Linked DNA regions of Homo sapiens: region 1 is linked to region 2. A link is a contact called in ENCODE Hi-C or POLR2A ChIA-PET data. All regions are on one chromosome and are shown on one strand. The core of a region is the stretch at or near the end of the contact, and the rest is flanking DNA. Distances in the headings are between cores, read along the strand shown.

Evidence for each region. Hi-C counts contacts between places; a loop is a spot of excess contacts on that map. ChIA-PET counts read pairs that join two places held with the same protein, here RNA polymerase II (POLR2A). Pooled maps may share reads with other maps.
Region 1: a loop to region 2 is called in a pooled map, with 4 times the contacts of the local background. The contact joins the promoter of FOXJ1 here to the promoter of UNC13D in region 2. A Hi-C loop is called at or near these places in 1 of 168 maps with a recorded cell type or tissue (mesothelial cell of epicardium) and 2 of 50 pooled maps. POLR2A ChIA-PET finds 5 or more read pairs at or near these places in 8 of 52 experiments (B cell, Caco-2, H1 and 5 more).

Annotation. Positions count from the first base shown.
Region 1 is chr17:76,139,292-76,142,691 of GRCh38, forward strand. FOXJ1 (forkhead box J1) reads right to left here and starts at 1,954. Exons shown (of 3, transcript NM_001454.4): 1 at 1,823-1,954; 2 at 607-1,273. The coding sequence starts at 1,104. It overlaps RNF157 (ring finger protein 157), which reads right to left. Exons shown (of 19, transcript NM_052916.3): 19 at 3,183-3,400. It overlaps RNF157-AS1 (RNF157 antisense RNA 1), which reads left to right and starts at 1,265. Exons shown (of 8, transcript NR_040017.1): 1 at 1,265-1,389. RefSeq lists an enhancer at 1-380 and silencers at 792-981, 1,042-1,111, 1,790-1,949.
Region 2 is chr17:75,843,154-75,846,796 of GRCh38, forward strand. UNC13D (unc-13 homolog D) reads right to left here and starts at 1,251. Exons shown (of 32, transcript NM_199242.3): 1 at 1,068-1,251; 2 at 331-366; 3 at 6-113. The coding sequence starts at 1,184. It overlaps WBP2 (WW domain binding protein 2), which reads right to left. Exons shown (of 8, transcript NM_012478.4): 8 at 2,546-3,634. The coding sequence ends at 3,581. RefSeq lists silencers at 521-580, 1,431-1,490, 1,501-1,660 and enhancers at 768-1,472, 1,891-1,970, 2,101-2,190.

The DNA.
Region 1 (3,400 bases), core at 704-3,203, 300 kb after region 2:
AGCAGAGGTTGAGGTGGGGGGCTGGGACAGCAGCTTTAGGAAGGCCCCTTACCCCCTCCACCCTCCATTGGGACACACCTGGCCCTCACATGCTAAGGCACCCCTTCCATTCCACCCTCCCCAAGCCAACTGCAAAAGGGCAGGACGTAGAGCCTGGCAGGGAGGCCACGTTCCAGTTTCCGTTTCTGACTCCCGGCCCCGACAAACCATCCCGGGGCAGGGCAGTGTCTAGGAATTCTAGGACTTGGGACAAGAATGCGCCTTCAGTTCATCGCTCTCCCCAAGGAGATTCTGTCCACGCAGAGTCTAGCCCTGGTCTTTGGCCTGGGCCTGCTGGATGAATGGCAGGTTATTTCCCCTTGAATCTCAGCCTCTGCACCCCTAAAGCCCTCCACCTCTGGACATTCTCCCTTCTCTCTCTCTCTCTCTCTGGAAGTCAAAGGAGGGGCAGTTGCAAGAACTGGGCTCCTTTGCAGGGCTCCCTTCTGGGGCGCTGGCCGCACCGCAGAGCCTACTTGGCCTGCAGATTTGGGATATGAATCCAGTGCAGCGTGGGGAGCGAGGAGGGAATGGGGAGGGAGCGGCCGCCGCCCGTGCCTCCTCTACCTGCCAGGTGGGATCTGCGTGGCGGAAGTAGCAGAAGTTGTCCGTGATCCACTTGTAGATGGCCGACAGGGTGATCTTGGTGGCCTTGCTGGCCTGCATGGCCATGCAGATGAGCGTGGCATACGAGTAGGGAGGCTTCACGTGCGGATTGGTGGCGTAGTCCACGTCGTCGGGGGGTGGGGCCTGCAGCCCCGGGGGCGCGCTCCGCGACGTGCACGACGACGTGGGCTTGCCCGGCGTGTGTGGCTGCCCCAGGCAGGCGGGGTCGGCCGCCAGGGGGGACCCGGGCGCCGCTGAACCTGGCACCTGGTGGTAGCCGTGGGGGTCGGTGCCCCCCGGGGGCAGGGCGGGGGCCTTGGCGTTGAGAATGGAGAATTCCTGCAGCCACTGCAGGCTGGTCAGGCTGTCATCCAGGGCGTCGGGCTCCTCCAGGCCGCCCTCCGGCCCGGCCTCCTCCGCCGGCCCGGCTCCCGAGAGGCGCAGCCAGCTCTCCGCCATGTCTGCGGGGACTCTCCGAGGGGGCGGTCAGCATCCACGGGCTGAGCCGGGGGTGGCCCGCCGCGCTCTCTGGCCCGCTGAGTCCCGCAGCTCCCGTTACACGGCCTCCCGGACGCGCGCTTCCATCTCGCGACCCCGGGGGCGCCTCCTCCGAATAAGTATGTGGTGCCTGCGAGGACCACGGTGGGAGCTGAGCACTACCCCACCCCCGAGGGGACAGTGTGTGTACGGGGACGCCCTCTCTAACATCATCCCCGCAGCTGGGGAGGATCTTTTAGTGCCGAGGTATGGGAAACAGAAGCAAGGCCCTGGGGTCCCACCCCCATCAGATCTGCCTCCCTCTTCCTTTCCTCTTCGAGGTTTTATTAGCCAAATGAAGAGGGTAGGGGCATCCGAGGCTATCCTTTTCTCCCGAAGAGCAGGAAATCAGGACCCCCTTCCTCCTCGCAACAAATGGAAGTGGGGCGAGAAGTTTGGGAGGGCGGTACGACGGGGCGGGGGCGGTGGAGGTCCTCTGATCCTTGAAAAGGAATATTATGATAGGGGATCATTGGGAAGGAAGGGGACGGAACAGTAACGGGGGGCAGGAGGCGAGTTTCCCCCAGACTTCTCCGATGTCAGTCCCTGGGCCCACCACTTCCGTTAAGGACGAATGAGAGAGCGGGTTGGTACCGTTGCCCACCCTTCCCCCTGGCCTGCAGCCCTCCCCATCCCTTACCTGGCTCAGAGCGCAGCCCGGGCCAGAGGAAGGTTCTGGAAGAAGTTGCTCCCACCCCCTGCGGCTCTCTGCCCCCAGCTCGGGGGCCCTGCCAGCGCCTCTTGCCGCCCCCCCGCCCGACGGCGCTTCTCTGAGCTACCGCGGCCCCGGGACCGGCATTAAGTAGCCGCTCCAAAGGCTTCTCCTGCTGCCATGGCGACGCTCCGCCCCCATAAACAGCTTCCGCCTCTGCCATTGGCCAGCACGTCTCCAAGGAGACCGCGGGCACTTGCCACTCTCCCTGGCGGCAACTCTCTTCGAACTCCCTCCTTCTGCCGCCCTCTCCCGCGCCACCCAACCCCCTACCCGCCGCTAAGTCCCGGCTCGGCTCATTCCCGCCCGAGGGCCCCGCGCTGGGGTCGGAGAAGCGCGCGGCCTGCGGCACCGGGAACCGCTATGGATCCGTTCGTTCTGGGGAACCAAGACTCTCGCCCCCACCCCCTTCCTGTCCCGTACGCTTTGAGGCGTCGACTGCTCCTGGGACGGAGCCTGGGGTTGGGGGGCTAAGGCTGGGAGCGGGCTCAGGCTCGGGAACCGTATCCTTGAGGTTTTCTTTCCTCTCCGCTACGAGTGGCACTTTCTCATGTTTCTGCAGCCTTTCCCTCTCCCCCGACTCTTAGGGTCTTTCTCTGGTGTCCCAGGCAGGTCTGACTTTCCGATGCCACCTGCCGCTTACATCCACAGAGGCGGCAGACACACCAAGGGGGTAGGGTAATCCAGTGTGTCCCAGTAAGCAGCTCCTTCCCCACCCGTATCCTCGAGGTTCCAGGAAGCTGACATTCCAGAGGCTTCTGCAGAAGCGCACTCACTCCTCTGGAGACAGCTGATGAAGCAGAGCCCGTGGGTAAAACTCTGAAGTCATGGACTTGTCAAATTCTCCTAGCGGGGTCATTTGCCCAATTAATTTCACCAACCTTTAAGTCACAGGGATTAAGAGTAGAGGGACTCTGGGGACTGTGTCCCTTCCTCCTCCCTTCCCCTGGCCTCCCTCCTGTCACCAGCTTTCCTGCTCTTTAATTATTGAGGAGCTGCAGGGTTGGACGTTCTCCGGTTTAAGGCGGCTGCAGAGGCAGTGGTGGGGGCTGGGTTGATTACCCCGCCTCTGCCCAGGAGCTGGAGAGCCGGGGTCGGGGAGGCTGGTGCCCAGACCATGAAGAAGGCCCGGCTATGGCGCATCACTCCCCCGCCAACATGCCTTTCCCTAGCCCTTGCCTCTCCCACTCCTCCAACTCCAGATCCTCTTGAGTAAAAGTATTAAAGAGTGCTGGCGAAAGTCAGACAGAAACTTTCACAGATAAGCTCACTTTGCAGTTAGCTCTCCTTCCCTTGTAAACAGTTTTATTCATTTTTAAGAATCATGCAGCAATCCATAAATATTGCATTCTTGATGTCCCCACTGTAGTGTGACCACAAGTGTACTCCAGGGAGAGGGGTACACAGATGGCACAAGCAGTATACACATGCACACACCAGGTGTGCAGACCAAAGCAAAGTGAGCGACCAGCGTGCTAAACTCCAGGTGGGCAGGACCCCAACTCC
Region 2 (3,643 bases), core at 1-2,500:
CTCACCTCCTGCAGGTATCGCAGCAGCTCAGAGGCCTCCGTCACATGGTTGGGCTCAGGATGACCCAGGCGGTGCAAGACAGTGTAGAGTGCGTCCTCGTAGAGCAGGGCCCGCTAAGACACACGGGGTCACCTTGGGGACCCCACCAGCCACCCCTGGCACCAACACCTCTCGCCATGGGCAGGACAAGGGCGGCTTGTGCAGCGGAGGGAGTTGAGACCCAGGAGTCCCCTCCCCACCGCAAGTTGCTTGCTGCCATCAGCGTCGGCCGGCAGGAGGACACACAGCCGCCCTCCCCACCTCTCTGCACCCCAGCACTCTGACTCTTACCTGCTCGGGGGAGAAGTGGTGGGATGGAGGCTGGATCTGCAGAGCAAGGTGGAAAGGCAGTGTCCCGGGAGGCCCAGAGCAGGCTCAGATGGACAGGAATGGCTCCTCTGAGGCCTGATCCAGGCCAAGGGTATGGGGGCCCCAGCACCCCGGCCTCCAGCCCCAGTGATGCCCCGCACCTGTTCCCCCAGCAGGCCTCCTGGAGGTCCGTCCCTGGGCCCGCCGTGGCTGAGGTCCATGGGTGCCCAGCAGCGCGAGCCCTCCGCACCCGCACCCCACCTCCCTCCCTTCCCCAGAGGAAACAGCTCTGCTTATCAGTGGCGGCTGCTCCTCACCCAGCAGCGGAAGTGAGGCTCGGCAGCGGAGGTGAGGGGGGTGCCACGTCGGCCTGGGGGTCTGCTGCTCCCCGAACAGCTCACCCCACAGCAGGGACACCCCCACCTAATGGAGTCGGCTCTTCTGAAGCTGGAGGAGTAGGGGATGGGGTCAGGCCAACCGGGAGGGAGGGGTTCTGAGAGCCTCAGACCACAGGGCCTGAGGCCCACAGTGGCCCAGAGTCCATCTGGCAGCCCCTGCTCTGCTGGCCCAGGGGGCTCTCCCCAGGGTGGAGTAGGCAGGGGAGGGTCGCTGGTCCCCAGTCCCAGCCTTCGAGAGGTGGGGCCAGACAGCAGGGCACCCGTACCCGAGACCACAGTGCTCCCCAAGGCCAGCTCTCTCCCCAGTGAGGTCACTCCTACCTCCGGGGCCATTTGGGGCGGGGGATCCTGTAGATCTCTGACTCTGCGGCGCCTTATCTTGATGGCCTGGCGCAAGAAGGGAGGGCGCTGCTGCGGATGGGAGAGGAGTGTCGCCATGGTGGCCTTCTCTGCCCTTCCCTGTCCGCTGGTGCTGGGTGAAGACAGCGAAGCCACAGGATTATGCAAAGAGCCTGGGGCTGCCACCCTCTGTCAGGGGAAGTTTTAGGGAGGGTGGCTGGGAGGGACGGAAGGGTGAGGGTTTCACCGCTTCGGAGAGGCAGTCTCCCAGGCCCCCTGCACCTTCCCCAGCTGGGATCCCTACAGGACCCTCCTCTGGCTGGAGCAGAAGGTGGACCCCGTGGGCAGGCCTGGCCCCGCCCCACCCTCCTACAGAGGCCCTGGGAAGGGGACAACGCTCTCAGCAGGGGGCGGGGGGGCCCAGAACAGGCGGGCAGCATCCTGCCCCATCCATGTGCTGTGCCCAGGCTGGGCTGAACCCTGAGAGAAGCTGACCTGGGCCCGGGGGGGTTCTCACCCCACTTCCTCGAGTGCGTCCAGACGTGGGGCGGGGCGGGGTGGGGTGGGGTGTGGTGGCGCCCAGGGTGGGGGCTCCCAAGAGGCGTCTCCCTGGAGGACAGCCAGTTGCTCAGCCTGCCTGGCCCCACAGGTGACATTCCTTGGAGATGACGGGGCCAAGCTGTGCTGGGCAGGGACAGCCCTGTGCCCCTGCCCCCACCTTGGCAGTCAGGACAGTGCTCCCTTCAGACACCCTTGAAGGGGGCTTAGCCAAGTCCCAGAGAGCTCTGGGCCAGGCTGGCCAGGAGGAGGAGGCAGAGGGGCTGCTGCCCGATCTCTCCTGAGGACAGACTTGGCTCCCGGGGGACAGGAAAATGCGCCTCAGCATGGGGCTTTCCTAGAGCTCTGTGGCCTGCCCACCCTGTGCCCAGTGCTGGGCTGGGGGACTTGCGGGCGTGTGGGCCTGGTCACGGCCTTTGGCCATTTCCCACCCTCCTGTCCCTTCAAGTTCACAGCAGGGCACGTGACGTGGGTGGTGGCAAGCCGGCTTGGCTACCTCAGTGTCCCTGTCACAGGTCCTGACGTGCTCCAGGGCTGACTCGGCCTCCTCCCTCCAGCAACCAGGACTTAGGCCAGGGCTGCCATTCCTCGAGGAGCCAGCAGGGGACAAGGTGGCAGCCCCAACTCCTCCCTTCAAGGCCAACTCTGGGCCACATCCACCTCTGTCCCAGCCAGGCCCTGGGGACTCAGTGGGGGAGGGACACAGCTGCTGAGCGACAACCGTTAAGAACCAGCTCCAGAGGCCAGAGCTGTCTTGGGGACCAGACAGGCTGGCTGGGCCGTGAGAATGGGGATCCTCCCATGGGAGGGAACCGTCCCAGAAGTCTCCAGGGCCCTCAGCGGCCAGACGGCTCTCCTTCCGGAAGAGACCCCCGGGTCACCACACGCAGAGCCAGAAAGGGTCCAGTTATTTCATTTTTACTATTTCACATTTTCAGCAAACAAATCGAGGTGCAAACAGGGTTTATTTCACATTAATATATTAACTGGATTTTTTGTCAAATAAATAGGGAATTCTCTTTAAATAACCATCTCCTCACTTCATGGCCAGTCCAGGGACAAACAAGAGTGAATGTTAGCGCATCCAGGGGCACAAAGCTTAAGGGGAAGAAGCAGGCTGGGGGGCTGGTGGCAGGTCCCGGCCAGCACACAGGGTCAGGGGCCCTTGTTCCCGGCCCCACCCAGCAGCCACCAAGTGGACAGACATGCATTCTCTGGTTCCAGTCAGGAAGCTCCTTCTAGAAGGAAGTGAGAGGTGAGGGAAAGCAAATTCCAGAAACACCAGCAAAAGGCAGAAGGGCTTCCTCCCAGCCTCGGCGGCCCTGCCCCGACGCCACCCAAGCCCTGGAAGCTCATTTTACAGCTTCAAAAGTCACACAGGGTGGCAACAACATGACCCAGGACAGGGAAGGGAAGGAAGGGTGGCGGGGGCTGCAGCTGGACCCTGGCTGAGTGGAATGCGGGCGCGGTGGCCTTCTGAGACCAGCACAGACCAGCAGAGGGAATGTGAGCAGGGTCTGGCAGGGCCCGGGAAGACACCTGGCTGGTCTGAAGTGGCTCATGAGGCTGAGTGTAGCAGTGGGTGCCAGACTGAGGGAGCTGGACTGCGGTGGAGGAGGTGGCCAGAGAGTCCCTTCGAGGGGAGAAGCTGAGAGTGAAACAGGAACAGGGGATGCTCCGTGCTCCCAGAAGAGCCCCAGACGGTGAGGGAGGTACGCTGGGCAGCACTGTGGGCTCCGGGCTGGCATGGGAAGCTGGGCGGCACCTCTCCCGAGGCCGGGGGCCCTAATGTCCCACAATGCTAGTTCCTGGTAATTGTTTATGATCAGACCTGGAGGGAGAACAAGGCGCCCCCTCCCCTCCCCAAGCCCCAGCACAGCCCCGATGGGAGGGGTAGGGTAGAGAGATGAGGGTGGGAGGCAGGGAGGCAGGAGGGCCTACTGGGTCTTCTTATCTTCCGGTGGGTAGTAGGGAGGTGGCGGCGGCTGGCTCTAAAGAAG